2 separate regions of the Homo sapiens genome follow, and region 2 is linked to region 1. A link is a loop called in an ENCODE intact Hi-C map of the cell type or tissue named here. Cell type or tissue: Panc1. All regions are shown on one strand. Each heading gives the region's core, and the rest is flanking DNA. Links, peaks and the distances in the headings are about the cores only.

Region 1 (16,065 bases), core at 3,454-11,453:
GCACTCAAAAAAGTCAGATTCTGGAGGATCTTGGATGCTTGGATCAGGGATACTCAACCTGCACTAACACTCGCGTCAGGTGTTCTCTGTCTTCTTCAATGTGAAGGCTCATTTTGGCCTAAAAAAATTTTTAGAACTGTAAGTTAACTTTTTAACTTACAGCATCCATTGAGAAAGTGAACAAAAAGCAACTGTGAATTTTGTTCTCGTTTTAATAAATTTCTGTTTTATTCATCACAGCAATATCTATGGACATTAGATAGAAAATTCATTAGAAAATGAATACTCTATATTGTATACATTAAACATTTGGTCTTCAGCCAGTGCTTTGTACCCATGGAGATCTGCAGAACCTTTGCAGATATATCTGTGCTTGGCCTCTGTACCTGCCATGTCGCCTATGACCCACAAGTTGGGAACTGAATTCACTCATCTGTTCTTGTCACTGGCATTAAAGACATTGAGTGATGGATTTGTTTTGGGGTTATTTTTAAGCCTTTAAGACTTTTGATGCCTTCAATTAAGATGGCCAGGTATCATAAAGAATTCATGCATGCGCTTCCGGGGCTTCTGGTTTTCTTGACTTGTCCTTATCTTGCTAAGAGCAATGGATAGGCATTTGCAGATCAGGCACTCTCACCTGCCCTGTAAGATGTTGCTCAGAGTTAATGGAAGAGAATTGTGTTGAGAGAGTTAATACTGAGTTAGAGAAAAGTGGAAGTGTGTAATAGTGCAAAGGGAGGAGTGAGAAATTAAATGGTATCTTTTTAGAAGTCTGCCTTATTGCAGTCTGCATTGCTCCTTGGGGATTTTTCTACTGAGTACAAGAAAATCAGCAAGCACTTTTTGAAAAACCCAGATGAAATTACTGCCGTAAATTTTTATTTTTTTTCATGGTATAAAACCCTTAATTTAGATGGGGAGGGTTTATTACCAGTGTTTTCTTGGCATGGCTAAATTCAATTAATTTCAGATGACAAGCTCCAGGTCCCCCCTACTACCACCCCTCTGCTGCCTTTTCCTCCCCCCTCCATCCCCCAATATGTGGAAAATACAATTTGTTATTGGTTTGCCTTTGGCTCTGGAGACCTCATTAAGGGCCTGAGAAAGAGATTCTATCTCTCTTTCTTTGACACCTTTCTATTTTCTGCTGGATTCAGACCATTTCCATTGCCACATGGAAAGTATGCATGGTGTGTGTGAGGGGAAGGTTAGCAGACAAGTAGTAATGATTATACCTTTTAAATATTGATTTGAAATGACTATTGCAAGTTAAGAAATTGTTAACTGCAGTATTCAACTAAGATACGGAGCTCAGCTTAAGATGACGTCTCTGAAAAGAATGTGGGCACATTTAGACAGGAAAACTTATTCAGCGCTCTGACAGTTCATATGTAACATACCTGGTTGTTTGAAAGCAGGAACAAGATGTCAACAGAATATCGTATTTACTCACAGTCCTAAGACAGCATGCTGCACCTTCAAGTTCTTGTTGCTATCAGAATACTGTGAGCAAACGAGGGAAATAATCTATGGTGTTTTGTTTTGTTTTTCTCTGCATGGTAATATAGAATCTATTGTAGTGTGAATAAAAGAAGTCACAAGAGATTCATTACTGTTTGTGAAGTGTACTGTCTGTGTCTTTCTGCATGGGATTCTTTATTTTACTTACAAAGCAGATATAAAAATTAGAATTGAGATGATAGAGAATATATATTGCATAAATAAGCAATTTAAACAGAAGTTTTACCATTATAACAAATAAATACCCTGCTTCAGAGGTTGGAGATTAGAATCCTGTTACATTAAATGCTTGACAATTAATTAGCTATTGTCTATAAAGTTCCCAAGATGACAAGTTACTTAAATACTATTATTAGGAGTAGCTGGATTAGTAATAATAGTGTTCAAGTGCCATGGGCAACAATGAGGAGATTTTAAAAATAAAGAGAAATGCATGTGATCACAGAGTGATTTGTGTGCTGAATGCAGAGCGGGCGGTCCCTGTGAGCAGTGTTTTCTGAGACTGCAGTGTACAATGGGCAATACTTGGCAGTGTGCTGAGGAGGATGAGACAAAAGTGCTTAATTTGTTAATATTTTTTCTCTGTTTTTTTTTTTGGTGTATTGCTTAACCTCCTGTCAAAATAGTGTTCACTTAGCAAAATTAAAGAGAAAATAAGAAAGCGGACGAAAATAGGCTCAGCAAAAGACCAACTATAAAAGATGAACCTCTCGCAGTTGCTGACAGGCATTGTTTAGACTCCAGTTATGTTAGATCATTCATTACTATGGCTTCTTTCTTTTAAATGACACATAATTGATGTGGATAAAAATGTGTGGGGATTTAACTTGATTGTACAGGTCTTTGTTCTGTGGAATTTATATCTTTAGGGCTCCATTTGTTTTGAATGTAATTTTGTGAGAAAATCAACACAGAACTGAGGTCTGCCTCAGTATCAACTGGGGTGGGGCGTGGGGGGTTACCAAAGTAGAGGGTACACACATCCTTGGTGTGGATAGTGACGCTTACAGGAGGAGTGGTCCGGGGCTTCTTGGGTTTTAGAATCAAATAATTTTGAAATTGGATGGTGTGTAGAAATAGTGGTGCTCACCACAGGTTTCATGTGTCCCCTTATGTTGCCCAGCCTTTGTTGCTATTGGATTTGGGCTTTGTGACTTGCCCAGGCCAACGAGCTATGAGTGGAAGGGATACAGGACACTTCTGAGCCAAGGCATTTAAAAGCTAGTATTCCTCTTACATCCTTTTCTGGGTTACTTCTTGCCTTGTTTTTTTTTTTTTTTTTTAGTACTAGATAGAAAAAGATAGAACCATACAAATTTTGAAATATATGTGTCTCTAAATAATGAAAGAAATTTAGCTTATGTGATGTAGAACTGTTTAGTACAGTCTGTGAAGAAATATGCTTAGCATTCTCTTGCCCATGAACATGGAGTGTGGATGGCAGAGTCCAGCTCTGGTGTTGTGACTCATCCTTGATACCTCACCAGTCCTGGAACAACCTAGTTGTGGAAAAACTGGGATAGGTTGGATTTGGTTTTAGATATTATAGACAGGTGCGTCAGGCAGCTGAATTTGTACAGTAAACCACTTTTGTAAATGATCAGATTTCTGTGTCTGATAATTTGTTGGGAATCACTTGGATGTTGGTTGTGCTGGAAATTCTTATTAATGTGAAAGACACTTTATAGTTATTGTTTCCATAAAGCCAACAAGATTCAAACATAACAGTATTGAGACCAAGGGGCATCTCAGCCTTAAATCCATTTTTCAGCATGCCTAACACACATTATTCTTATTAAATACCTCTTTCTATAAACCTAGCTGTTGCTACCTCAGTGGGTTGCTTGCAGTTTGACTGTAGCCTAGCTTGCTTAATTAAGACTTAAAATAATACCTTCGGTTCTGCCTGGGACTTGAGAGAATAGCCAGCTCTGAAGCCTTTGCTTGCTGTAATGGTTGCTCAGTAGTTGGAGTTTTGTAGCAACAAGGTTTGGAAATCCTCTACCATACAATGGTTTTTATTGTTAATAGGTCTAGTTGTAAGTAGTCATCCTTTTTGACATCAGTTCCTTCTTGCTGAATACTTTATTCTTCTCAGTTTTCTTTTCCTCCCTTTCATCTTTTCTGCTCTCTCCTTTCCTCCCCTTCACTGCCTTTCTCGTTCTCTTTCTTTCCATATCATGAACTGGTAAATTTGCAAAAAGGGACTCCATACTGCTGCCATGTGTAGGGTCCGGGAAACCTGATCATTTTGAAGAGCTAGCCCGTTCTAATGCTATGGTTAGGAAACATCTTACTGAATGTTGCATCTTTTGTGATGTGTGAAATTCCAGAGGAAGTACAGTTTGGGGAAAAAAAGTGTATCCTTGGGACCTACATTAGAGAATATAAATCACAAATCAATATACAGTTCAGATAATACTAGATCGTATACAGCAACTGCCTGTGACAGCAGTGGGAGGTGGGAAAAGTCCCCTCCCTGTGTGCATTTTGAGAAATACACTGTTTTTATTTGGTACAGTTGCATATTCATTTCTAACAGACTGCATCCTAAAAGAATTGGACTTTTATAGATTCCATGAATATTCAGAGAGTCACCAAAACCAATTTTGTCCTTTACCTTATGTGTCTAGACCCATCTGTCATTTGCTTGCTAGATGGTCATAGTTCTGTATTGTGGCATTTGTCTTTTGAGAAAAAGGTATTTCCCATGTTGATAAGGGGGCATGCTGGTACCTTTGCTTCCCTGCTTGAAAGTTTTCACCTTCAGGGTGGATCTTGGTGAGAGCATGTGGCTAGGCCCTGGCTACTTTGCTGTCTGCCACCAGCTCTCTTAAGCTTTTAGGGCATTGTTTTAGACACTAACGTAGCAAGGGAAGGCATGATGGCTGTTGCCACTAGTAAGTCATAGGGTACTTGGCAAGCTGGCAAAAGCTAGAAGCCTCATTCATTTGCATTTTAATTGGAATGACCATTAGCCAAAAGCCCGAATTTTTAAAATTGTCCATTGAGTCCTTTTTCCCTTTACCCTCTCATTTTCCTGAAGCTGATTTCCATCTCTCTCTCTCTTTTTTTTTTTTTTTTTAAGAGACAGGGTCTTGCTCTGTCACCCAGGCTGCAGTGCAGTGCAGTGGTGTGATCATGTCCTGCTGCAGCCTCAACCTCCTGGGCTAAAGCAGTCCTCCTGCCCCAGCCTCCTGAGTGGTTGGGACTACATGTGTGTGCCACCGTGCCCAGCTAATTTAATTTAATTTTTTTTTTGTAGTGACAGAGTCTCCCTGTGTTACTCAGGCTGGTCTTGAACTCCTGGGCTCAAGCAGCCCTCTCACCTCAGCCTCCCAAAGTACTATGGTTACAGGTGTGAACCACTGCGCCTGGCTGATTTGCATCTTTAGAAAAATGTGTTTCTCAACATTTAAAAACTCATGTCTCTTTGATAAACTTACAAATCTTACATCTCCTTTAATATTATTTAAAATATTATAAAAAGTAAGAATTGTAATAAAAGAAGGCAGTGACAGCCTGAGAAGGATGCCCTTTCTTTCCTTCAGTCGTGTGAGTCATGTGTGAAAGTGGGGCTGGCTTGCTTGCCCCAAGTGTTTTTCCTGTTCTTGCCAGTGACAGAGCACAGAGGAGGTCACTTTCACATCAGGCCTCTTCAGCTGCTTTGTTTTCACGGTCACAACGGGCAGAAAGCCTGCTTTGCAAATGTTGTGTATTTTATTATAATTTTGAAAATGCTTTTTTAGATGACACATGTGCCCATCTCTTCTCTCCAAAGGATTCTGATATGACTCCCATACCATTTCTTACCACCTCACTGCTCTTAATACTTAAACATGAAGAAAGAGACAGAAGAAAGTAATTAAGATGGGATAAGTAAGACATTCTTATTCATGAGCATATTCTGTCTGTCATCATCCCCACGGGGCTGTTATTGCACCTCCTCTTCATTGTTATACCCCCGCCCCCCCGCCCAGATGCACCTGCACGGTCATTTGAGCCCTGTCCTCCAGTCATACTTGGATAAGAGGAAGCCAGCCTCACTGGTTCCATCACAGTTCTAACTGCTGTATAGAGTTCTGTGGTGCCTTAAGTAATACGATTATGTATAGAAAAGCTGGGTGCAACCAGTAGCACATGAAGCACATAACAAATGCCAATTCTGTTCCTTTTCCTCCCCTTTCCAGAATTCAGTGTGTTTGCTTCCAGAACCATCTTTGGGTCTTCTAATGTATAATAAAGAAGGACAGGTTTTTCATAGATGAAATTTTGAGTGGGTTTTATTGATTCACCCATGTGACTCCATACCTGCTAACTCTGGTTCCAGTCCTCCTTCTGGTGAAAATAGGTCTTCTGCATTCTTTTGTTGGTAAGAATAGATGGAGAAGAGAACTAACATTCTTTGAAGATCTCCCGTGTGAGTTTCAGGCAGTCAGGCTTAGTTATTTCATTTGCATCATTACAATGAATCCTCACCACATTCCCATGAGATGGGAACAATTATCTTCATTTCATAGATGAAGAAACGAAACACAGAGATGTTATTTGCCTGTTTTGATCTGTAGCGGTGGAAACAAGATGCAAGGCCACAGCCATTGTTCTTGACATTATATAGAGTTGCTTTGTCGGTTTCGGTGAAAGGTATGATTCTTTAAAACATGCTTAAACTTTTCTATTCTTTGGGTAGGCAGAAAAGGGAAAAAATAGCTAGTTATTATTATCCTTTTGATAGCAAACTCCCTCATGCTACCTAGTAACTATTTGGTATAGGATCCGGGGCAATGCTTGTATGCCCCCAGATGCCTTGCAGTATTTATTTGGCAGACCAAGAATATTATAAGTGTTTACTCTATGGCAGTAGTTATTAAAAGTGGAATTATGATCTCTTTTCATTGTGAGAAATCAATGTCTTTTCAAGAATAGGAGTATTTTAGATTGGCCTAAGGGAGCTTTTCTGGTAATCTGCAAAGGTAACCAAAGGGTTATCTTTTCCTACTTCCACAGAAAAATATTTGGATCCATTTTAATAGGAGTTGTAATAGTGAAAGAATGTGCATACAGTGAAATCTTTTATACTGTTATTTAAAAACAGAAATGTTCACATATAGAAAAAATGAGTAAAAGATATGCTTACAACTTTGAACTCACCATATGTACTCATCATGATGTATATCAGGCAAAATAGAGTTCCATAATTTGTATAATCTTACTCTGGAGTTTGGATTTTAACACTTAAGAATTCATTACTACTACTCTAGTGCTGGCATTCGCCATTATCTGAGGCGTATAGAGAATTCCCTCTCATTGCAGTTGTCTGTGTCCACATTAGGTTTGTTTTGTTTCGCTTTGATTTCTTTTTTACTTTTCAGAATATTTCTGAGGGAAAACAAATCAGATTTGAATAGAAGAATTTTAATTTGGTGAGGGAAATTTGGCAATAGAAAAATGGTTTGATATTGAAAATATGTGCTGAGATAAACAATTATATTAAAAGAGAAAAGAAAAAGGAGCTAATGTTACCAGCTTAACACCATTCAACATGAAAAGATTTGCTACTGAACTTTGTCCTTTGAAACTGCATTTTGAAATTTGGCCACTGGAGGGCGCTGTGCTACTGCAAACCACTTATTCAAGTCAGAAGTCATCGAATCTCTTCATTTTTTCTTCTCAGTAAAAAGATAAAGGATTTATATTCTTGTAATGCCAAATCAGTTCATACTTAACATTCAGCCTTTAGCTGTGGAAACTTGTTTGAATGACAGTAATGGCTTCATTTCAAGTTATCGAAATGTTTAATGCTGTGTAATTTACTCAAATGTGTGTAATCCTTTATTTAACTAGATGAAAATAATATACTGTTAACATTGGTTTTTAGCATTAATTAATGTGACTAATTAAAGTTAAAAACGCTAAAACCAATTTCCCTGTTTTGTTGCATGATGAGACTGTAGAGTTTTCCTCTGGCCCAGACTGGTTTGGGTTCAGTGCTCATCTCCCCACAGCTAGCTCCATCCCCACACGTATCCCTGATGTTTTTGTAGTTAATTTGATTTCAGTGTACCAAAGGCTACTCTTGGTAGCAAAACTGACTAACTATAGATCCTTTTCCTCCTAAAACCTGTCTTCGCAATGACAGGAATCTCCTAACATCACTTTATTATTCCAAAATGAATGTAGCAATGATTGAAATCACTAAATTACTACCAGCACTTAAACAGAGAGAAAAAAGAACAAAGCATGTGCTGAGATCACTAGTCCTGGCAAATAGGAGATGAGTGAGACCTCATTTTCCTCAGGAAAAGGGAGAACCTCAGTATTCCTCCCAAAGACCCCGTCAGCACAAATATTGTTGCCATCCACTATCAATAATAAGGAAAAACAAAACTAAAAGCCCCTGCTGTTTACAAAGTCTTAGTCTGGTCTTGGAAATTGGGTATAAGTCAAAACCAGGTAACACGTTTCTGGCCGCCTGCATCTACTGCTGTGATGTGTTACATTAAAACTACCTATTACAGTTCTGTGTTTGTAGGCATAAATAATTCTTTCTCATTAAACATTGCTCCTCCAGGGTTTCAGAGAAAGGAACGTTTTTACCCAGTGTAATTGTTGATAAATATCCTTTATTCAAAGTAATCGGTAGGTTATAGCACACTTTCTTATTATTTTAAAACTCATGGAATTTTTGTATGTAAGTTGAAAAATTTTTTTCTTTTTTGCTTTAATGAGTAGTATTGAATGGACAATTTTTTAAGGGTTAAAAATGCAGAAGTATCTTATTTTTAGATCGAATTCTAGATTAGAATTGTCTAGGTTTAAAGAACAGCTATAAACATAATTTGCCAACTCCTTCACATAGTATTTTATATCATCATGTAATTTTTTTATGCAGTGGTACTGTTTATTTTGTGAATAAAATCTTAAATCGAAAGTGTACATTTAATTTAGAGCAAAATGCAACTTTATTATTAGCATATTGACAGTTTTTTGGTTTATCAACACTTTAAGAAAAGAATTGATATGCTATTTGTGCCACATTATAATTTTCCTTACCATAAAATGTCAATATTATACATACACACAAAATAGTTCTCTTAGTTGATTAAAACAAATAATTGAAATAAAAAATTATGTTTATTCTTACATGTATGCCATGTAGCACTTTAAGGAGATGAGTTTATGAAATTCATGAATGAGAGGATGATGTAAGTTTAAAAATCATTATTTTAGTTGCTTTATTCTTCTATTTTAAATTCATAAATAACACAGGTGGCCTGTATTTTGAAAAGAGCCCTTTCCTCCATTTGAACTTTATAAACACTGAGGCAGTAGGTGTAAATATTATCTCCATTTTATATTGAAGGAAATGGGGCCATAGGAAGATGAAAATTACTTTCCCAAGATCATAGAAATAGCATGGGCTAAAGCTAGGGCTGAGCTTCAGTTACCTGCTCCTGGTCAGTGTTCCTTCCTGCACATCTCCCTCCTTTAAAAACTTAGGGTGCAGTCCTGAAGGGGTGCTGTTGAACCCTGAATGGAGACTGTGAACCGAGATCCCAGGAGAGGCCTTTGGATGGAAAGGCTGGCCTTTGTTTCTTTGTGTATTATAGATTGATTTAGGCTGTTTCTGTGGGCCCATTTTCTCATCTCTAAAGTGGGACCCGGTTAATCTTTTTTCAGTTGTATCCACAACAGAGTAAACAATAATGGAGATTTAATTTATTGAGAACTTTGAGCCTGAGGGTAAAAGCTATTTGTAGTGTAGTTTTTGCCCTTCTGTGTTTTTTGGAAAAGGAAAGTTACTCTTTCCTTTTTATTTACATGAAAGACAGCAAGCTTGAAAAAATTAAGTATTGGAAGTGAACAGATGAGCCATCCTTCATCACAGAAACCCAAGGAAATATTACTTTAATGATTCTTAATACACTCCATAATTACTCTTAATACACCCTGTTGGGCCAGGTGAAAGACTCAGGATTTGTTTTTCTTCCTTCATTGCCTCATTGCTTTGTGGTTTCTTCTCATTTGAGAATGAGATTTTTTTTTTAAAGAATGTATTTATTGGTGTGTGATAATAGGCTAATTTTTTAAAGAGATGCAATGTCATCAGTGTTTGACTGCTAAGATTAAAATAAACCATAAATTAGGACATAACATTTCCTAAAGACATTTTATGTTTTAATCAGTGCTAAAATAAAATGGAAAGGATAAATAACTACTAAAGTAGCAATAAAGTGAAGAAAACAGGTGTTATTACTTAATTTATGCAAGAAAAAATAATTGTTAAATACACATAAATAAAATACTAGTTAGTTAGCAATGGTAGGTAAGGACTTTAGCTCATTAATGTGATTTCTCATGACCCTGTGTCACCTGGACTCAGGGCTTTGTTGGTGGCACCCACAACACAATGCCACTATTATGTAACTAACACCTTGCCTTTCTTGCCAGCACCTTAATACTTCAAAGCACATATTCTTATTTCACGATATTGTGTTTGCGGGTATTTCCACGGGACAGAGGACATCACTTTCATCTGTACTACAAACCTGCCAAACTGTCTTGAGACCATTTCTTCTCCTATGCTTGAGTTTCGTTGTCTTTTGTCCCTTTTGTTTTTATGATCTGATCTATACCAGCCCTCAAAGAGATCTCTCTCAACATGATGACCCTCATGAACAGCTTTTCCCTTTTACATCAAAACTTGTACCACTTTTGTCATCCACATCCCTTTTGGATCTTTTTATTCTGGCTTTTATGCCCATATCCAACATTTATAATCCCCCAACTGGCTTAGAGGAAGTCACAGTCAGATTACCTGGTGCCTTTTCTGGGAAAAATCTATGCACTAGAAGTAAGCCCTTTTTCAGTTTTGGTTCTCTGCTGCCTTTGACTTTCCAGATCATGCTGATTTACTTGAAATAAATTCTATAAGCCACATGTCAAAAGGGCTGCAAGTTTTCTCCTGTCAGACATTCGTTTTTACCATCTCTCACCTTCTTCCCTCTTCTCACTGACAGGTCTCTCTGGGGTTGTGGATTCTGACTAGCCTGGAACATCTAGCACTGACTTCCCTTCTTTCACATGTCAAATAAGAATGAGCATTAGAACTGGATGTGTCGGCCGGGCACAGTGACTCACACCTGTAATCCCAGCACTTTGGGAGGCTGAGGCGGGTGGATCACCTGAGGTCAGGAGTTCGAGATCAGCCTGGCCAACGTGGGAAACCTGGTCTCTACTAAAAATACAAAAATTAGCCAGGCCTGGTGGTGCACACCTGTAATCCCAGCTACTCGGGAGACTGAGGCAGGAGAATCTCTTGAACCTGGGAGGCGGAGGTTGCAGTGAGCCGAGATTGCGCCACTGCACTCCAGCCTGGGCAACAGAGCAAAACTCTGTCTCAAAAAAAAGAAAAAAGAAATGGATGTGTCTTTTGAGAGTGTAGTGTCCATACCTTTCATTTTGTTGACAGAGGGTTATGGTACCCAGAGAGAATGGGAGATTTGCCTAAGGACTTGCAGCAAGCAAGCAGCAAACCCAGGACAAGCATCTGGGCCTCCTGACTCATAGTCCATCTGGTAGCGTTTCTACTCCACATTCCTTCCATCTGGCCAACACTGAGTGGAACCTCTGCAGGCTGTGCAGATTTGGGGGACTTACACTGGCTGCTTTTTAGAAACTAATAGGTCATTAGCCAGCTTCGGTAGATCATCCCTTATATGGCATTACAAAGGACAAATGCAGAGGATTTGACTAGCTGGAAATGCTACATTTCAAGATTAAAACAACAACAAATTAAAAAGACAAAATTAAAAGGCAAATGGAAAAGTGGGAAACATACAATATTTGTGATAGAAGAAAAGGTTAAAATCTTTTCTGTTTGGCTCTTATCATCAAAAAGAAGATGAATACCTCAGAAGAAAAATGGGAATAGGACGTGTGACATTGGGAATAGACAATTCACAAAAGATGGCATATAAATAAATGCCATGTGAAGAAAGGATCAACGTCAGTGTGAAACAAAGAGAAACCATTTCATGCTTATCAAATGGAAAAATATTTTGAATAATGCTCATAATCACTGTTGGTGAGGGCGAGGTAAAACATTCTTTCTATAAGCTGGTCCGTCCTAGAAGTTACAGAAATTATTATACATACACACAATGGAATTGTATAATGTTAAAAGGTTTTAGGAAAATTTACGTGACACAAAAATGCTGACATTAAGTGAAAAAAAATACTGTAATTATTTACTTATTTATTTATTTTTGAGACAGGGTCTTCTCACTCTTGTCACCCAGGCTGGAGTGCAGTGGCACAATCATAGCTTATTGCAACTTTGAACTCCTGGGCTCAAGTGATCCTCCCACCTGAGCTTCCCTAGTAGCTGGGGCTACAGGCATGTGCCACCATGCTCAACTAATTTTTAAATTTTTTTGTAGAGATGGGGTCTTGCTATGTTTCCCAGGCTGGTCTCAAACTTCTGGGAATATTCTAATTTTTCAAATGGCATATGTGTATCTGCATTTTTAAAAAAGCTGTAAGGGCCAGGCACAGTTGTTCACGCCTATAATCCCATCACTTCAGGAAGCCAAGGCAGGTGGATCACTTGAGCCCAGGAATTCAAGACCAGCCTGGACAACATGGTGAAACCCTATCTCTACAAAACATACAAAAATTAACCAAGCATAGTGAAGCATGCCTGTAGTCCCAGCTACTTGGGAAGCTGAAGCAGGAGGATCCCGTGAGCCTGGGAGGTCGAGGCTACAGTGAGCCCTGATCATGCCACTGTACTCCAGCCTGGATGATGACAGAGTGAGATTCTGTCTCAAAAAAAAAAAAAAAAGTTGCAAGGAAATAATAAAATGTTGAAAATATTTTATTATTGGATGGAGAGATTATGAATAATTATTCTCTTTTTTTGAATTTCCTTATTGAAAAATAATTTTCTTAATGAAAATTCTATAATGAATGTGTACCACTTTTGAAATTCAAAAAAGCATTATAAAAAAAGAAACATTAATTTTTCTTAACAAAATGGGTTGAGACTTCACCTTCAGATCACACATTCTTTGCAGAGCTGCTGGTTTTCGTCTGACGTTTTAAAAAGCTGTCCACCACACCTTGGTTTGCAGAGCATGTCTCTGTAATAAGGTAAAGGCCTCATGGCACAGTGAGAATAGACGTGGCCTAGGAGCCCGGAGACAGGACTGTGCTATGCCGACACATCGCAGCCTGAAGTCACTGCCTCGTCCCTGGGTGTTTCTTCATTTACGGAGCTAGAGAACGTTGGTCCATAGTTTCTATACGGTTCCTTGCAGCTCTAAACCTGGATAATTCTGATTCTTCCCCAAGCTTCTCAGCATCTTCTTTTTCTTTTTTTGTCCCCTAATATCATCTCATTGATGCTAAGTTGGGAGGCTAGATCCATTTGAAAATCTGACTCTGGGAATCTTTGTTGTTGATATTAAAAAAAAAATCCCTTGGACACTTAAACCTGTAGGGGCTGGGCATGGTGGCTTACACTTTTGGGGGGCCGAAGTGGGAGGATAGCTTGAAGCCAGGAGGTTAAGACCAGCAACACAGCAAGACACTGTCTCTACAAAAAATTTAAAAATTAGCCAGAGGTGATGGCATGCACCTGTAGTCCCAGCTACTTGGGAGGCCGAAGTGGGAGGATGGCTTGATCCCTTGTCTCAAAAAAAACAACCTTTAGGGAATTGCTTTTTCTAACTAGGGACTTTATTCTCTATTACACCTATTTCATACTTTGTGCACCCATTTTTAAGATCTAGAGCAGAGGTCAACAAATGTTTTTGGTAAAGGACCAGATAATAAAAATTTCAGGCCTTGTGGGCAACATAAAGTCTCTGTTACAAATTATTCTTTTTCTAAACAATACTTTAAAAATATAAAATTTATTTTTGGCTCGCAGGCCATAGTTTGCTGATCTCTGTTCAAAACCTTAAAGGAGCAAGAAATTGTTTTAGTCATACCTGGTGATACTTGCAAACTCGATTCCCCTCCACCTTTCTTTTTTCTTTTCTTTTCTTTTCCTTTCTTCTCTTTTCTTCTCTTTTCCTCCTTTCCTTTCCTTTCCTCTTTCTTTCCTTCCTTCTCTCTCTCTCTCTCTCTCTCTCTCTCTCTCGCTGACTCTCTCTCTGTCTCTCTCGCTCTGTCACCCAGGCTGGAATGCAGTGGCGTGATCTCAGCTCACTGCAGCCTCGACCTCCCTGGACTCAGGTGATCCTCCCACCTCAGCCTTCAGAGTCGCTGGGATTACAGGCATGTGCCACCATGCCCAGCTAATTTTTGTATTTTTTGTAGAGCTGGGGTTTCCCCACATTGCTCAAGCTTGTCTTGAACTCCTGAATTCAAGTGATCTGCCCTCCTCGGTCTCCCAAAGTGCTGGGATTACAGGCATGAGCTACCACACCCAGCCCACCCCCTCCTAAGGTAGGTCTTCAGATTATAAATAAAATAATCCTTCAGAATGACAGGAGATAATTTATATAATGGATAACCACAAGCACATAATTTTGTCTAGTTCTTCAAATGTCTTTATAACCAAAAGCTCAAAGATGGAATCTACCTTACACAGGACTATTTTAAATTGTTCTTTATATTGTGTCCTTTGTGCTGTTCCTGAAAATATGTTAGAATCCTAGATTTGGGTACAGATTCAAGTAGTTAACTCTCATGCTCTCAGCAGGGCCCATCTCAACTCTCTCTTGTAAACATAAGTGTTAAGCACAGATTTTAGAGTTAAATGGACCGAATTCAGTCCCAGCTTGGTCATTTACCAACTATCTGACCATTTCAAGTTAAAATGAGAATAGTGCTACAAGCATACCCCTTTTTGTTACACTTTGCAGATACTGTGGTATTTTGTTTTGTTTTTACCAACTGAAGGTTATGGCAACTCCGTGTTCAACAAGTGTTTTGGCCCTATTTTTCCAGCAGCATGTGCTTACTTGTGTGCCTATGTCACATTTTGGTAATTCTCACAATATTTCAAAACTTTTCATTATTATTATATCTATTGTAGTGATCTGTAATCGATGATTTTTGATGTTACTATTGTAATTGTTTTGGAACATCACAAACCACACCCATAGAAGACAGAATTTAATAGATAAATGTGTGTATTCTGACTGCTCCACTGACTGGTTGTTCCCCCATCTCTCCCTGTCCTCCAATCTCCCTATTCCCTGAGATACAATATTGAAATTAGGCCAGTTAATAACCCTACAGTAGTCTCTTTAAGTGTTGAAGTGAAAGGAAGAGCCACATCTCTCTCACTTTAAATCAAAAGCTAGAAATGATTAAGCTTAGTGAAGAAGGCATGTTGAAAGCTGAGATAGGCTGAAAGCTAAGCCTCTTAAGACAGTTTGCCAAGTTGTGAATGCAAAGGAAAAGTTCTTGAAGGAAAGTCCAAGCACTCCAGTGAACACAGGAATGATAAGAAAGCAAAGCAGCCATTGCTGATATGGAGAAAGTTTGAGTGGGTATGGATAGAAGACCAAACCAGCCACAACATTCCCTAAAGCCAAAGCCTGATTCGGAGCAAGGCCCTAACTCTTCAATTCTGTGAAGGCTGAGAGAGGTGCGGAAGGTGCAAAACAAAAGCTTAGAGCTAGCAGAGGTTGATTCATCTTGGAGCTAGCAGAGGTTGATTCATAAGATGAAGAACAGAAGCCATCTCCATAACATAAAAATGCAAGAAGAAGCAGCAGCTGCTTGTGTAGAAGCTGCAGCAAGTTACCCAGAAGACCTAGCTAAGATCATTGACGAAGGTGGCTACACTAAGCAGCAGATTTTCAAGATAGATGAAATAGCCTCCTATTGGAAGAAGATGCCACCCAGGACTTTAATAGCTGGAGAGGAGAAGTCACTGCCTGGCTTTAAAGCTTCAAAGGACATTTCTGATTCTCTTGTTAGGGGCTAATGTAGCTGGTAACTTTAGGGTGAGGCCAGTGCTCATTTATCACTTTGAAAATCCTAGGGCCCTAAGAGTTATGCTAAATCTACTCTGCCTGTGCTCTGTAGATGGAACAACAAAGCCTGGATGACTGCACATCTGTTTACAGCATGGTTTCCTGAATATCTTAAGCCCACAGCTGACACCTACTGCTGAGACAAAACAGCTCCTCTCAAAATATTCCTGCTCATTGACCATGTACCTGGTCACCCACGAGCTATGATGGAGCTGTACAAGGAGATGAATGTTGTTTTCATGCCTGTTAACACAACATCCATTCTGCAGCCCGTGGATCAAGGAATCATGTTAACTTTCCAGTCTTATTTACGAAATACATTTTGTAAGGCTATAGCTTATAGCTATAGATAGTGATTCCTTTGATGGCAAATTCTTTTGATTCCTCTGATCTGGGCAAAGCAAATTGAAAGCCTTCTGGAAAGTATTCACCATTTAGAGGCCATTAAGAATATTTGTGATTCGTGAGAGGTGGTCAAAATATTAACAGCAGTAAGTGTAGTCTGAAGATATGACTGGATTGCTGCAAACTTTAATGGTTGAGG
Region 2 (15,268 bases), core at 7,269-15,268, 310 kb after region 1:
CAAGTCTGCCCAGGGCCTTCTTCTAGGGCTGCCCTAGGTCCCAACCCTGTTACCTCAGTGACCAAGGAAGAAGAAGAGAATCTTGGACTTTTTTTTCAAAGCTATTCTAGATGAAGAATGATTTCCCATTACAGAGCTCGGAAGTTGGAGTGTGAGACCTCTCTTTGATGATGAGTTTCCCAAAAATCTCTGTGCAAGGGGCCCCAACCACTTTGGTGGAGATTGGACCAGCCATTTTAAATGGGTTGGATAGTAGGTCACTAGTTAACTTGTGATCCATCCCATTTGGCTAGTGAATAACTTGCTCAGTTGTCTTTTTGAATCAGTTATTGATCAGGGGAAAAAAAGCCTCAAAGTAGTGTTGTCAACTGGGAAACATCTTTTTTTTTTTTTTTTTTTTTTTAGACAGAGTTTCACTCTGTCACCCAAGCTGGAGTGCAGTGGCACAATCTCAGCTCACTGCAACTTCTGCCGCCTGCGTCCAAGTGATTCTTCTGCCTCAGCCTCCCAGTTAGCTGGGATTATAGGTGCCTGCCACCAAGCCCAGCCAATTTTTGTAATTTTTTTTTGTAGAGACAGGTTTCACCATGTTGGCCAGCCTGGTCTCGAACTCCTGACCTCAGGTGATCCACCTGCCTCAGCCTTCCAGAGTGCTAGGATTACAGGCATGAGCCACCACGCTGGGCCAGGAATCATCTTAAGTCATAAAATAAATAATGAACAGGATCTCATTCTCAGAGAACAAAAAAAGGCACAATAAGCCAGGTGCATTGGCTCACGCCTGTAATCCCAACACTTTGGGAGGCTGAGGCCACAGGTTCGCTTGAGCCCAGGAGTTCAAGACCAACATGGGAAACATAGTGAGACCTTGTCTCTACTTAAAAAAAAAAAAAAAAAGGCTGGGCCTGGTGGCTCACGCCTGTAATTCCAGCACTTTGGAAGGCCAAGGCAGGTGGATCACTTGAGGTCAGAAGTTTGGGACCAGCCTGGCTAACATGGTAAAACCCCGTCTGTGCTAAAAATACAAAAATTAGCTGGACATGGTGGTATGTGCCTGTAATCCCAGCTACATGGGAGGCTGAGGCAAGACGATTGCTTAAACCCAGGAGGCCGAGGTTGCAGTGAGCCAAGATTGTGCCACTGCACTCCAGCCTCGGCAACAGAACAAGGCTCCATCTCAATAAGAAAAAAAAAAAAGAAAGAAAGAAAACCAATTAGCAGACACGGTGGTGTGCACCTATAGTCCCAGTTACCCAGGAGGCTGAGGCAGGAGGATCGCTTGGGCCTAGGAGTTCGAGGCTGCAGTGAGCTATGATTATGCCACTGCACTCCAGCCCTGGGCAGCAGAGTGAGACCCTGACTCAAAAAACAAAAAATGTACAATAAAGCTGAACTTTATTGGGCATCAAGAATACAGCAAACCCTCAGAGAATGTTCTTTACTGCAGCATACTGGGTTCTGGGACATTATTTGAAAAATGTTGTAACACCTATCTTAGAGAACAATGGAAATATGTGTAAGCCAGTATGGCAGAGTTCAGAGGCGTGAGGGACGGGGTCACATCAGGGAAGGAGGATGACTTGGGTCAGGCAGGATTCCTGGGAGAGACAGCTCTAGAGGATATGACCGCATGGACAAGAGCACTTCGTGGAGCTGGGGAGGGCCGCAGCATAGGACAGGAGGCTGGAGATGAGAGTGCAGCACCACCCTGATTCACAGTCCCATGGGAGCCAGAACTGTGCCATCAAAAACAGGGGTCAGGGTACCTCTCTCACTATGGAGCGTGGCCTGGAGGGCAGAGGATGCAGGGTTTCCTCTGTCTGTCCCTGCTTGTTTGCTAAGTAACATCAGCAGCTGTCTCAGCTGGCTATTCTGTTGGCTAAAGTAACACATTGATTTCTCACAGTCCCAGAGGCTGGGAGTCTGAGGTCAGGGTGCCAGCAGGCTCTGGTTCTTGGTGAGGGCCGTCTTCTGGGTTCTGTCCTCAGACGGCCTTCTTTGGTGTGTGCACTTCGCGAGAGACAGTGACAGAGGGCGCAGGCATGAGCGCTCAGTCTCATTTCCTATAAGGACACCAATCCCATCACGGGGGTTTCACCTTCATGACCTCCGCTGAACCTGATCATTTCCCAAAGACCCCACTTCTAATCCCATTCCATTAGGGATTAGGGCTTCCAAAGAGGAATTTGGGAGGGACACAAGCATCAGTCCATAACAGTGGCCTTCGTTTTAGTCAGAGCCAGAGAAACACTCTGTTTCCCTTTAGCTACTCAGTGTTTGTGAACCCAGAGACTTTGTGCTAGCTTCAAAAACTATCGATGGATTTGGTCTATGGCATGGAAAGGTCTGTCTGTGTGTGTACAATAAAGGGAAATCTGCGTGAACACACGCTTTGCCGAATGGCCCAGGTAGGCCTGTCTTCTGCAGGTGCTTCCCCATCAAGAGAGAGGCGGGCAGAGCAGGGACTGGTGGGGAAGCGCAGCATGGAGGCTCCTATGGAAGAGCATTCAAGAGAAGATGGTGGCTGGGCAGTTTGGCAAAAGTTGGGAAGTGGCCTGGACAGTGTGTAAGTAGCAGCTAGCAGAGCAGCTGGCTGTTTAGAGAGACCTGAAGTCATTCTTGGAGGCAGGAGCTCAGTGGGTTGATAGCTCTGCAACAGGGACCATGGAAACTGCCCCGAACTCCAAACACCCCCGGCAGCTGCTGGAATAGGAGAAGGCGGACAGCAGGCAGTGCGTGGAAGCAGGCCCCCCAGGCTGGCCTGACTGAGCTAAGGCGGACTGGGATTTCTTGCCTGCTGTAGGTGTGCATCTGTCTTGCTCCAGTCGGCCAGGTCTTCCTGCATCCAAAGGCTCAGTCTCCGTCTGCTGCATGCTAATTTTCCCCGCTTCCCTCCGATCCGTCCAGCTCTCAGGTGACAGTGGCCTCGGCAGTCTGAGAGTGTAGATTTCTTGATCACCTGCTCTGGCACGCTTCTGATTTCCTGCGGCATTCCATCCCTCTCCTCTGGGAAGTGTACGTCTGCTGCTGGCATCTGTCTCTCATCTTCCTTTGTGAGCACCGCAGCAACGAATTCATTTAATTTTTTAGCTATGTTTATGACTTCTGTCAGTAAATTCCCCCAATGCTTACCTGTTAAAGACTCCACCACTTCCTTCTGTGACCCCTGTTCCTTGTGTACTCAGCATCATCCTTATCATTTATCTGAACTCCTCAGCACACTCCACTTTCACTCCCCCCCACTGTGTGCTTCTGTCGTCCTCTGCTCCCTGCTCGCCTGGCTCTGGAAGCTCCCCTGTGCTTGGCCCAGTGCTCACGTGTGGCTTTTTCTTTACCCTCAAACGCTTCCCCCGACTCCTTTGTCTTCCTCCCATGCTCAGCACTAGATGGCAGACAGATGTCGGTGTGTCTTTCAGCACATCCACCCTCCGCTTCCATTGTTTCCATGCATCTGATTGTCCCCACTGCCTGTGGCCAAGGAGGTCCTTCTTGACCATTTCCTCAGTCACTTTAAGGTGGTCTCGGCTGCCAGCTTAGCAAGTTCATGGTCATTCCTGTGTGGTCGTTCACCTGCCTTCAATGCTAATCAACTCTGAGCCACTGGGGAGACAGACACTGCTCCTCTTCTAAGTTTCTCACGTCTAAAATAAACTGGGCCTTGTCAACAACGTTAACAAACGTCGAGGGAGTCTTTAGTTTCAGCCCCCAAGACTGTGCTCAGAGCCACACTGGTTCTGATGTGCGGGGTCTCCCAGAAACCCTTCCATTTCATGTTACTAATTATCTGAGCAAATAGCAAAGGCACATGCCTACATCCTTAAATAAACCCGGCTGGGAGTAAATAAGATCAAGTCTGTGCACCCATGAAAATCAGGCAGTGATGTTCAAGAAACAGAAGCTACGCCTGTTTCTTTTTATGGCTTTTATAAAAACGTGGGTTTGAAAGTTCTGGAGTGATTTTTTTCAGTACGCTGGGAGCTCAGGGGCCCACAAGCAGTCTTGAGGGTTAAAAAGGACTGTAGGAAAAGGAAATTCTCTGCAATGTATTCAGAAAGACAGGGTTTCTGCTCACAAGAACCTACATGAAAGCTTTTACCAAGTCAATAGCAGAAACTGAGGATGGTATTGACAGGCTTTAGGCAGCTCTCAGGTTCCATTTTACTTACTGAATTTATATAGTGAGGAGAGAGGCTGTGTCATATTCATCTTTGTATCCCTGGCACCTAGCGTGGTGCCTGGCATGTGTAAGCATAGAGGACCTGTTAACTGAATGAATGGGTGAGTGATCTCATCTGTACACCCATCTCTCCCTCTCCCAGTCAGTCAGTCAAAGAAAGCAATAAAGGAAAAGATGTAGTAAACCAACTTTTCATTATCAAGAGGCCGTGGCATTCCAATACAGAGTTTCTATAGTCATATGGAGGATTTTCTTAAACCAGAAACATTTGTAAATGGAAAAGTATGTGCACCAGATATCTCAGCATCTCCTAGCTTAGGACCCTTATAATAATCATCATTATTATTAATTACAATAATAGTAGCTAGTATTTGCTGAGCACTTACTGTGTGCCAGGTTATCTTCCAGCCCTTTATATTTATTACATGATTTAATCCTCATATATGAAGTAGGTTCCACTCTCATCCTCATTTTAAAGATGAGGAAACTCAATACTAAGTGTTGGCAAAATTGTGGAGCAGTGGGCAGTTCTCCTCCAGTGCTGTGGGCAGATGGACTGACCCTGTCACTCTGGAGAAGAGTTTGGTGTTTTGTCCTAAAGGAGCATATGCACACATTCACCCTATGGCTGAGCATTCACTTCCACTCCTATCTGTATTCTCCAACGAAGCTCTTGTACCAGTTTAGGAGGCAGGAGTGAGGATGCTGTCACCGCAGCCTTGTTCATCCTGTACCCAACGGGACACCATGAGCGTCCATCCACAGAGGATGGGTAAGCAAAGCACAGCATCTCATACAACGGGCTGCAGGGACTGTAGGTGGATGAACATAACAGCGTGTTGAAGGACAGAAGCGAGACACCAAAGAATACGTATACTAGGATTACATTCATGGAAACTTCAAAAGCAGGCAAAGCTTTACTACAACATTCATGCATACACAAGTGGTAAAACTGCTAAGAAAAAGAAAGCAAGGGGACAAATCTTATCTGAGCCAGAATTGGGGTTTCCTCAGTGAGGGGGAGGCACCACTGTTTCTTGTCCCACATGGTATTTCTATGGGAAAACTGTGCCTTATAGCATACAGTTTTGGCAGTAAAAAGTTTAGAGGCAACCGAGGCTGAGAGACGTTAACTAATTTGTACGAGATCAACCCAGTCTTGAGTGGCAGAATCAGAATGTGAATCCAGGCAGTCTGGCTGTAACATCGAGGCCACTGCGTCTCCCACAAAGGCATAATAGACGGCAATGTGCAAAATGAGCCCAGCTGCACCCTGGCCCAGAACTCTATGAGTCAGGCATTGATAAGCAGGTGGCTCTGAGCATGCTGTGTACACCAGTTTGTGCTAGATCTTGGGGAGAAACTGAGGCAGGACCCTTCCTTAAGGGGATGGCAGCTTCACCACCTGGTAGAAATGAATCCCCATTAAAAAGCCCCTTAACTCTGGGTGAGATTTCAAATGGCTGTACCTGATTGATGGTAGAGACATCAGTGAATGAAAACAGCAGCCAGCCCTGAAGGAGGAGGGTGAGTCCTGATCTGTAAAACGGATCGAGTGATCCTGGCCCTTGGAGTTTGGGAGCCATGAATGAGTTTATGTCTTAGAGGACCTGGGAGGGTGGGAGGGTGCAGAGCACTCTGCAGGCTCACCGCTCCTTATTCCAAGGAGAGTGATCAGCCCACGAGCGTGTCAGAGGAGCATCTGCATGGGCCGACAGCAGCAGGACAGAAAGTCTGCAAGTGGCTACTTGAGCTGCCCTCCAGGACCACTCGGCTCAGGGCCTGGAGTGAGGCAGAATTTATTTACTGGCTTCGGTCAGACCAGTGAGTGGCTCTGGGCTCCCATGCCACCCTCGTTCCCATAGCAACATGTGGCTCTAATGGAAAAAAACAAAACAGGGAAACAGACTCTTAAAGAAAAAAATGAAACAAGTGCTCCTTCCTGGCATGGTGATAATTATTTCCGAGGTCCCCCTGCCCCAGGTCTGATTCCACTCTCTCTGGCCCCCCGAGGATTTCCCCGGCAGCATCCTCCAGAGGACCATCGTCTCAGCCCAGAAGCACCTCAAAGCAGTCACATGCTGGCCCCAGGGCCAGAACCCCCAGTGGGCGCTCTCTGTGCTCTGTGGCAGAGCACAGAGAGAGCAAATGGAGAGGCAGCCCTCTCCTTGCAAAAGCTCCTGGTCTGCAGAGAGCACCAGTTCCAGCCTTCAGACTCCACTTCTGTGTGGGAGGGAACCTGGCCCTCCAGGGGCTTCATGTTCCAGCAACTGGAAATGGATGCCCACAAAGAAAACCTGCTTGGGAATAGAAATAATGGAAACAAACTTAGGTTTCAGATGGCAGCACGGAGGCCCTGTATGGTGCATGCGAGGTACTGGGCCAGAGAGGAGGCAGTGCAGGGACAGCCGGGATAGTCAAGCCCAGCGGGCAGCCTGGTACCTGTGAATCTGCATTGTACCAGTTTAGGAGGCAAGAGTGAGGATGCTGTCACCGCAGCCTTGTTCATCCTGAACCCAACGGGATACCACGAGCGTCCATCCACAGAGGATGGGTAAGCAAACACAGCATCTCATACAACAGGCTGCAGGGACTGTGGGTGGATGAACATAACGGCGTGTTGAAGGACAGAAGCCAGACACCAAAGAATACGTATACTAGGATTACATTCATGGAAACTTCAAAAGCAGGAGGTTCTGACTGGCTCCCCACCACACTGCAGTTCTTGAGAGCAGAGACTGTGTTGTAGCATCTTTGTGTCCTCAGCACCCAGCCCAGTGCCTGGCACACAGTAACCCCTCCATAAATCAGACCATGGGCCAGAGCGTTGGTGTGGGATTCCAAAGGGAATGAGCTCTCAGGAATCACTTGTGACAGCCTGAAGCCAGATGAAGGAATAACTGAAGATGGCATCAAGGCTGTGACTGCCATGCCCTTGGAGAATGGCAGAGCTCTGATGGTTATGAGAGAGTCTGGAAGCATTCGGTTGCACAAAAATATAGGCTGGGGGAGAGGCAGTGAAAGCTGAGCCATCCAAACAAAAACTTGGATTTAAGGATTATACCTGCAGATAATGATCAAAGCCAGGTGCCTCAGAAGAGCCAGGCTAAGAAGAAAGGGGTGTGGAGGCTCTAGAAGCTGGTTCCATGAACCAGCACTGGGCAGGCAGGGAGGCAGAGGATGCACTGAGGGGAGCGAGCAGTGAGTGGAAGGAAGGGAGGGGGCCTCGGCACTGGTGCCAGCTTCACCTCCAGCCAGCTGTGTGGCCCCAGTGTCATTTTACCTCCCTGCCTCTCAGGACACTTGCCTTTGAAATAAGGAGAGTGAACTAGATCTTAAAGCTTCCTTCCCAGTGAGACAGGAAAAAAGGCAGAAAAATATTTAGTTTGTTTCATAATTATAAAAGAAGACCTTTTAGGCCGGGCGCGGTGGCTCACACCTGTAATCCCAGCACTTTGGGAGGCCGAGGCGGGCAGATCACGAGGTCAGATCGAGACCATCCTGGCTAACACGGTGAAACCCCATCTCTACTAAAAGAATTAAAAAATTAGCCAGGTGTGGTGGCGGGCGCCTGTAGTCCCAGCTACTCAGGAGGCTGAGGCAGGAGAATGGCATGAACCCGGGAGGCGGAGCTTGCAGTGAGCCGAGATCGTGCCACTGCACTCCAGCCTGGGCGACAGAGCAAGACTCTGTCTCAGAAAAAAAAAAAAAAGAAGACCTTTTGTGGGCTTCTTTATATTTAAATGTTTGTTATGAAAGATTTTATTGGAAAAAAAGAGAGGAAAAGCAGGACAACATTGAGCACATATGGTTGTTTCAGACACTGCACAATCCTTAGACCTGTCATATTGGAGCAACAATAATTCTCCATCCTCAACTGGCCTGGGAGAAAGTGACCCCAGACCTGGGCAGATGAGTACCCAGGAGCCTCCCAGCAGTGAGACGCATGGAGACAGCAGCTTGTGAGGGTCCCCTCAGATGTGTCCCATTGCTGTGCCAGCAGTGAGGGGTGATGCTGGAAGCCTCGACGCAGCTGGAGCCCTTTGAGACAGAAGGTACATGCGGAGCCTGGTCACACAAAGTGAAGAACCGCCCAGGCAGCTGGAGACACATGGGCCAGCCCTGTGGGGAGAGCAGGGCCATGGCTAGGCTCTCTTGGTGCCTGTCTGGTGTGGGAAGGGGGCCCTGGTGAGGCCACATCTATCAGGTGGGGAGATTCAGGCATCCCAGAAGCCTGCGAACAAGAACACTTCCCTTTTTTTGTTTCTTAGTTTTTCAAAAAAATAACTAAAAGATACCTCTACCACTCTATAGCCGAATCCATTAAGACAAGAAAGTAACTCTCTCCCTGGAACTCTGGAGTGTACACACATAAAAAACAGGGCAGGAATTCCAGGGCTGCCTGGGGTGATAGGGATTGGAAAGCCTCTTCTTCCAGAACCTTCCAAGCATCAGAGTTCCAATTATCTGTGGATATCCTGGCCTATGTGAATATGAGAAAATGATATTGTAAAGTTTTTTTAAAAGCTGTTGCCGTACATAAGCATTGTCACCCAGAAACTTACCTCCATACTTAGTGCAAAAATATTTGGGTATCCTATCACCCTAAGCAATACTGAAAATTTGTTGCTCGCAATTTGGAAATGTCTCCCTATGAAGTAATTCCTAGTTTTGTTTTTTGTTGTGTTTGTTTGTTTGTTTGTCTTTGAGACAGAGTCTCGCTCTGTCTCCCGGCTGGAGTGCAGTGGCGCGATCTCGGCTCACTGCAACTTCCGCCTCCCACGTTCAAGCAATTCTCCTGTCTTAGCCTCCCGAGCAGCTGGGATTACAGGCATCTGCCACCACACCTGGCTAATTTTTGTATTTTTAGTAGAGACCAGGTTTTGACACGTCGGCCGGGCTGGTCTCGAACTCTTGACCTCAAGTGATCCGCCTCTCTCAGCCTCCCAAAGTGCTGTGATTATAAGGTGTGAGCCACCATGCCCGGCCCCTAACTGAAAACAATGTGTTGGGCTGTTCAGATGCACATAAAAAACCAAGGTTTATCAAAAGGGATATTTTGTTGGAGGCACTCGTCTTCATTTTTAAAGAACAAAAACAAAACATCTCTGCAGTCTGTAGATGGACTGTTACCTTCTGCTCTGAGGCGAGCATAAGAGAGATGTTAATGGTGACCATCGTCAGGATCTGTTATGTCACTGAACGCTGGGTGGGTGTGTGATGCCACCACATCAGCCACTGTGAAAGGGAAATAGGGGATCTTTAGGGGAGTGTAAGTTAGAAGTCATGGCTTTGCATCTGACTTATGGACAGACATCAAGAGGTAGATATCTATTTTATAAAGATTTGTCAACTTGTATTTGTAAGTTGAAAACTTGGATCAGAAATCCTATTTGTATTGGTTGGCATGAAAGCAGTCTGTGGAAATTATTCAGGAGGAACCAGGAAAGCAAGGCAGAGTCATTGATCAACATTTATTAAATTTCCCCAATTTCTGCTGCAGTTCACAGTGGACTCTTAGGCCAACTTGGGAAAATTAGCAAAGGCTTCTGCTTTTAAAAACCTTGAAAATTTGTCAAGCAAATAGTGCTTAGGGAATCCCTCTAATGAGAGGCAGCAGCCACCAAGCCACTGAGGAATTAGCCTGGTCACCAAGAAGGGGCTAGCACATTTGTGTACATCCTGTCCAGGATTCACGGGGAAAAGAACACCCAGCCTATCTCCAGTATGTGGTGAATTATGGCTCCCAGAGAGGCAAGGCAAAGTGATCATAAACAGCAGCTACAGAAAAGGACACCCGATTGTGACTGAGGCTGTGTCGGATTCATACACACGACCACATTCCAAATTAGCCGGCTTCTCTCAGGGGAGAGATCCAGAGGCCATTGAAGACGGTTCAGCGAAGGCGCCCCTTTGTGAGCAGCGGCAATCAAACAGGCTAATGGGATACATGATTGCTGAAAAGGGGAAGGGAGACTGATGCGGCGGCCAGAGTAATGGTTTTGCATAAATGAGTAGTGCGGCTCTGCCCAGTGTGTCTCAGCCACATTTGGTCACGTCCTTTCCAAGAGGTATTGCAGTCTTGGGAAAGTTTGGAGAAAAGAAATTGAATCACTTGAGCTTCTGAGCAAAGAGACTCAGGACTTGGCTGTTCCACCTAGAGGGAAGCCCAAAGGTGCCTGGTGGAAAGAAGTGGGCTGAGGAGCTTGGGGTTACGGTGGGAAGGGGAGGGCCACATGCCCAATATTTCCAGATTTCCCCCCTACCATGGCAGTGATGACTTCCTCCAAGCTGCCATCACCCTCCTCCAGCTCCTGTGTATAAAAAGCACTGCCGCCTCCCTTCCCTCACACTCCTCTCCAAGGGCCGGAGGCAGCTTCACGCCCAGCCCCAGCAGCGTGGCCACCAGTGAAGGTGCCAGTTTCCCCACGACAGGCTTGCTTTTCACTCCCGCTCCCAAGAACAGAATCGGGACCACCCACAGGCCCCCCCGAATGCCCATTTGCATTGCGTGCAAATCTGAGGATTTCTGGGATCCCAGGAGAAGTAACCCCAGCCTCGTACATGTTGATGGGCATCCGAGTGGTCCAGGAGCTAGCTGGGTATTGGCTTACACAGTTGCCACATTTGGCTGAAGGCTGCTAGGCTTAAATCATCAACAGAGATGACTGAGGCAGGCACACTGCTCCACAGAGGGGTGACCAGAGTGAATTACAGACAGGCTGCCAGGAGTGAGGTGCCAAGGCCCAGATCTTTATGTGGAAATCTTCTCCTCGTTCCCTTTGCCTGGAAAGCAGCTCCCCTCCCTGCCTCCCAACCCCTCAAGGCCTCACCTGTGCACACCTTCCTCTCTGTAGCCTGCCCTGACCCCTCTTCCAGGCAAAATTAGTTTCTCACACACCTCTGATGTATGAAATATTACTGATCCCGTGCTGGTAGAATTGTTTGTGTGAGGCAGGTATGTTGATACAGTGGAACAGTCCAGGCTTAAGGAAGGCACAGCCCTGAGGTTCATTCCCAGCCTGCCACTCGCCATTTGCAGAAGAGTGAACACAGGCCCCTGCACAGAGGTGCCTCTGCCCCCAACTGCCTGAGAGGTCCTGAGGGCAGGAGCTGCGCTGTGGGCGCACCTGCTGGAGTCTGCACTCAGTGAAATCATTGCAGGGAAAGGGTCTGTGAGAGTCCTTGGCATGAGTGCAGGTCTGAGCTGCTGTAACTGGAGCCCTGGGACCTGCTGCTGCCACCTTCTGTAGCACCGCAGTATGCCCGCCCCCGTCCCTTCCAGGGAACCCTGAGAGTCATTGTGGGCGCTCTCCTTTATCAGTCTCATCCAGTCTGTTACCAAATTCTGATCTTTCTTGATTTGAAAATGACTCCTGCCTATTGATTCCAAATTGCTAAATCAGGGGATTCCAAGGTTTAAAGGTTTGTTGTCATCTAGATTTTTAAAATACTTGTTATTTGAATTTGTCACCACAAATGTATATTCCTTTTTAAATAACTTTTTTAGTTTAAGAAATATTAGTTTTTAAAGAGTCTCGTAGGCTGGGCATGGTAGCTCACGCCTGTAATCCCAGCTCTTTGGGAGGCTGAGGTGGGCGGATCATGAGGTCAAGAGATCAAGACCATCCTGGCCAACATGGTGAAACCCCATCTCTACTAAAAACACAAAAATTAGCTGGGTGTGGTGGCACGTGCCTGTAGTCTCAGCTACTTAGGAGGCTGAGGCAGGAGAATCGCTTGAACCTGGGAGGCGGAGGTTGCAGTGAGCTGAGATAGCCCCCCTGCACCCCAGCCTGGCGACAGAGCGAGACTCTGTCTCATAAATAAATAAATAAATAAATAAATAGCCTCCTTTGTCCAAGAGTATCAGGATCCCTGCCCAGCTTAAGGCCAGGCCCTCGCCCTGTCCCATTGGGTGTGGCCTCTGCCCCACCCCTCCCCCCCACACCCTGCTGCTCCCAGGCCCTCCTTGCTCTGTTGCCACCCTTTGGCTTGAGAACCTGTGTAGTTCTTCCTGTTTTTCTTCCACACCAAGTCCCCCCCTCCTCCATCCTCTCTAGCTTGGCTGCCTCTTCCTTCCAGACTCACCTCAGATGTCTCCTCCCCCAGGAAGCCTTCCCTGACCGCCTGCCTGGCTGGGTCCCACTCCTCTATGCCCTGGGGCTCCTTCTCCCTGGCTTATGTGTCTGCTGGCCTCACTGGACCGTACACCCTCTGAGGGCAGCTGGGACCTCGCCCAGTCAGGCACGTAGGAGGTGCTTCATGCTTGTGGTACGTGTGTACCTCCTGACCCTGCTCACGTGTGCAGCGTCATCCTCTGGCCGTGTCTGCTGCATATGTGATGTTCATCCTGTCTCTGTTGGTGTGCAGAGGCTGTTCCCTCCCCACCTGTCACCTGTAGCTTGCCCACCCCCACCCATGGCAGGTTCTGTGTCTTCACCCGCCTATCCATTTGTAAAAACACTCTTTTCCACTTAGAATCTTCGCCACACAGTTTGTGATTTAATACAGGTAACTCACTCCTGCCTGTGTATTGCCTTTGAATCTGGCAGCACCTGCGTGGCTTGGTGGAGATGCTCAGGGAGACTGCACTTCATTTAGTTGGGATTCTGGGGCCACAGACTGGGACGCAGCTCTGAGATGGCCCCAGTTCCTTGCAGAGCCACAGGGAGCTCAGTCAGGCAGTTACGGCCTAGGGCTTCCAGGGGCTTCCAGGGTCCCCTAACTTGATGGCAGGGCCTGCCGTGAGCTCTGTGGCATCAGGGAGAGAGATAGTTAGGAGTTCTTTAGAAGAAATATCCATAGGAAAACACAGAAGCAGTTGAGATTGGCTGTCAGTCTTGTTAGGTGTGTTGGGAGTAACAGCCATTTGCATTATTATCTGAAAACAAATTGGCTAATGGGCTAAACACAGTTGTGCCCTTAACACTGCCCAAGTTAGACAAGAGATAAATGCAGCTGGAAATGAGAAGAAACAATGAGAACCAGGGCACCGACAGGTCGGGTCGTGGAATGTCTATCACGTGCTCACCACAGACAGCATCTCTTCCCAGGCTCTTACCAGCGCAGTGCGGAGCAGAGACCCGCCCTGATCCCTCCTCCAGTGAGAGGCCGGCTGTGAAGAGCAAGCCGCAGCACCAGGCCACTCTGAGGTCTTTTTTAACTTTATCTCTCAATCCAGGGTTTTTATCGATTTGTTTATTCTTGTGCAAGAACCCGAGCAGGTAGAAGGACGACTAAGCCTTGGTCCTTGAGTCAGATCGGAGCTGACAGATCAGTAGAAGGAGGCAGGCAGCGGGGTGGGCCACGGAGCGGGAGGCACCCTGAAGGCTTGCGGGGCCGGTGGGGGAAGAGCTGGCCTGGAAATTAACAGGACTGTAGAGAACGTTGCAAGAGCAAAAGGAGAGAAAAACCATTCAATACCAGAGGAGTGAGCTTGAGAAAAGGTAATAAGGAGTAGGACAAACGTAAGTCAATTCCAGGATTAGTGTCAGCCTGAGGCTCTGGGGAGCGGCCTCCGGAGATATTGACCGAGCAGGGAGAGCAGGGATTACACAAATAACCAATTAAAGAACATGGTGGGGCCGGATAAAGAGCTCCTGTGTCAGCAGGGGGAAGGAGCAGTAAAACACAGCCTGTCCTGAAAAGTCCTGCGTGTGGGCGTGGGAACAGAATATGGCTCTGGGTCATACTGCAAAAGAGAAGGCGTATTTGCTGGGTTATGAGAAGCTTTAGTGGGGGGGGTGTTGAGGACCGGGACTGCACTCTCAAGGCGTGTCCTGGCCCCGCAGAGCCTGACCTCACCTATCCCTGGGTGTGGAAGAAGGAACACTTATAAGGCAAGTGACCCATGAGTGGCCGACATGCCCAGGGCGGTGTTGTTACTGAAGAGCTGCAAGATTGTGAAGCTGATGAAGGAGTGGATTAATGGTTGTCACCTAGAGGATGATTCTCAGATTCCCCTGGCCTAGCCCAGGGCAGAGCTGATGGCCCAAATAGTGTTCAGATCTCCACATAAGGCCTTCCCCTAGGACCTAGCCCCTCCAGTTGTTGACTGGTAAGCCCTGCAGATGGACCCACAGAAGGAGATTTTATAAAAAAGGAAGGAAGGAAAGAAAGGAAAAGGAGGGAGACATAGGCTAAGTGGGGACAGCTTCAGCCGTGAGGCAGTGAGGGGTCTGCAGGAGGCGAGGACCGTGCCTGAGCCCCTGCCCTATAAGGAGAGAAATCAGCTCCCTCTAAGAGAAAATGGCAGCTCCCAAAACAGAGTGGACACACCAGGAAGACACGGTCTCAGTCTTCATATGAGAAAATGTGAAATTTAAAACAGTGGTCAATAAATGAATTGAAGTGGGAATATGGAAAAAACAGTGATGCAGGGAGGTAAGCGTGGAATTTATATTTTCAATATAATTCTGCAGTTGATACTACATTTGTCTCTGTGAACTTGATTCTACGGTAGAAGGCCGTGTGTATGTATGTGCACACATGCTCGTGCAGTGGCAACGACAGCCCCCACCCCGCCCTTCTCTCCTGCACCCCACAGCTCACACATGCATGTCAGGACCCCCCGAAGCACGTTGTCTACTCTCCAGGTCAGGGCCATGGCTTACCCTTGCTTGCGGGGCGCTGAGCTCGGTGCTGTGCCCTGTCTGCACAGTGCTGGCACGGTGTTGGCACAGAGTTCATGGTGCTTCCAGGCTGACCTGCTGTCAGGTATGCAAACTCTTCTTAGCTCCTAGAGGGTGACTGTCGGCCAGGTGGCTGGCTTCTACACATTGGGGGCGTTTGTTCCAGGCTGGCTGGAGCCACATGAGGTTGAAGTCCACTCCCCAGCACGGCTGCTTAGCAGGGTCTGTGCTCAACCATTGCAGGGCCAGGAGAACTATGCATCAGGAACCAGCTCAGGACAGGACACCATGCCATTGCAGGGCACGCTCACACACATTCACATGCACTCAGACTGGGACCCTGCAGACACACCAATGAACCTCAAGTGCACAGCTTTGGGACGCGGGAGAAAACCAGAATACCCAGAGACAACCCACGCAGATGCCACACAGATGGTGGACGTTATCTGTGGACCTG

Evidence for each region. Peaks named below come from ENCODE experiments on the same cell type or tissue, not always from the same donor. Only the 100,000 strongest peaks of a DNase experiment are listed, where the experiment ranks them.
Region 2: a loop joins it to region 1, with 5 times the contacts of the local background. A loop is called at or near these places in 11 of 110 quality-filtered maps.

The regions. Positions count from the first base shown.
Region 1 is chr6:38,485,200-38,501,264 of GRCh38, reverse strand. All of the region lies in intron 6 of BTBD9 (BTB domain containing 9), which reads left to right. Among named protein-coding and RNA genes, the nearest start is that of BTBD9-AS1, 12 kb to the right of the region's middle. In Panc1, for the core only: CTCF peaks have their summits at 6,906, 7,115 (motif pointing right) and 9,012; a DNase peak (open chromatin) is centred at 7,124; H3K27ac peaks cover 482 bases.
Region 2 is chr6:38,175,603-38,190,870 of GRCh38, reverse strand. The region is part of intron 10 of BTBD9 (BTB domain containing 9); the gene reads left to right. It overlaps LOC124901315 (a long non-coding RNA gene), which reads right to left. Exons shown (of 2, transcript XR_007059571.1): 1 at 14,794-15,268; 2 at 1,379-13,555. Among named protein-coding and RNA genes, the nearest start is that of BTBD9-AS1, 300 kb to the left of the region's middle. In Panc1, for the core only: no CTCF peak of the experiment used is centred there; a DNase peak (open chromatin) is centred at 10,890.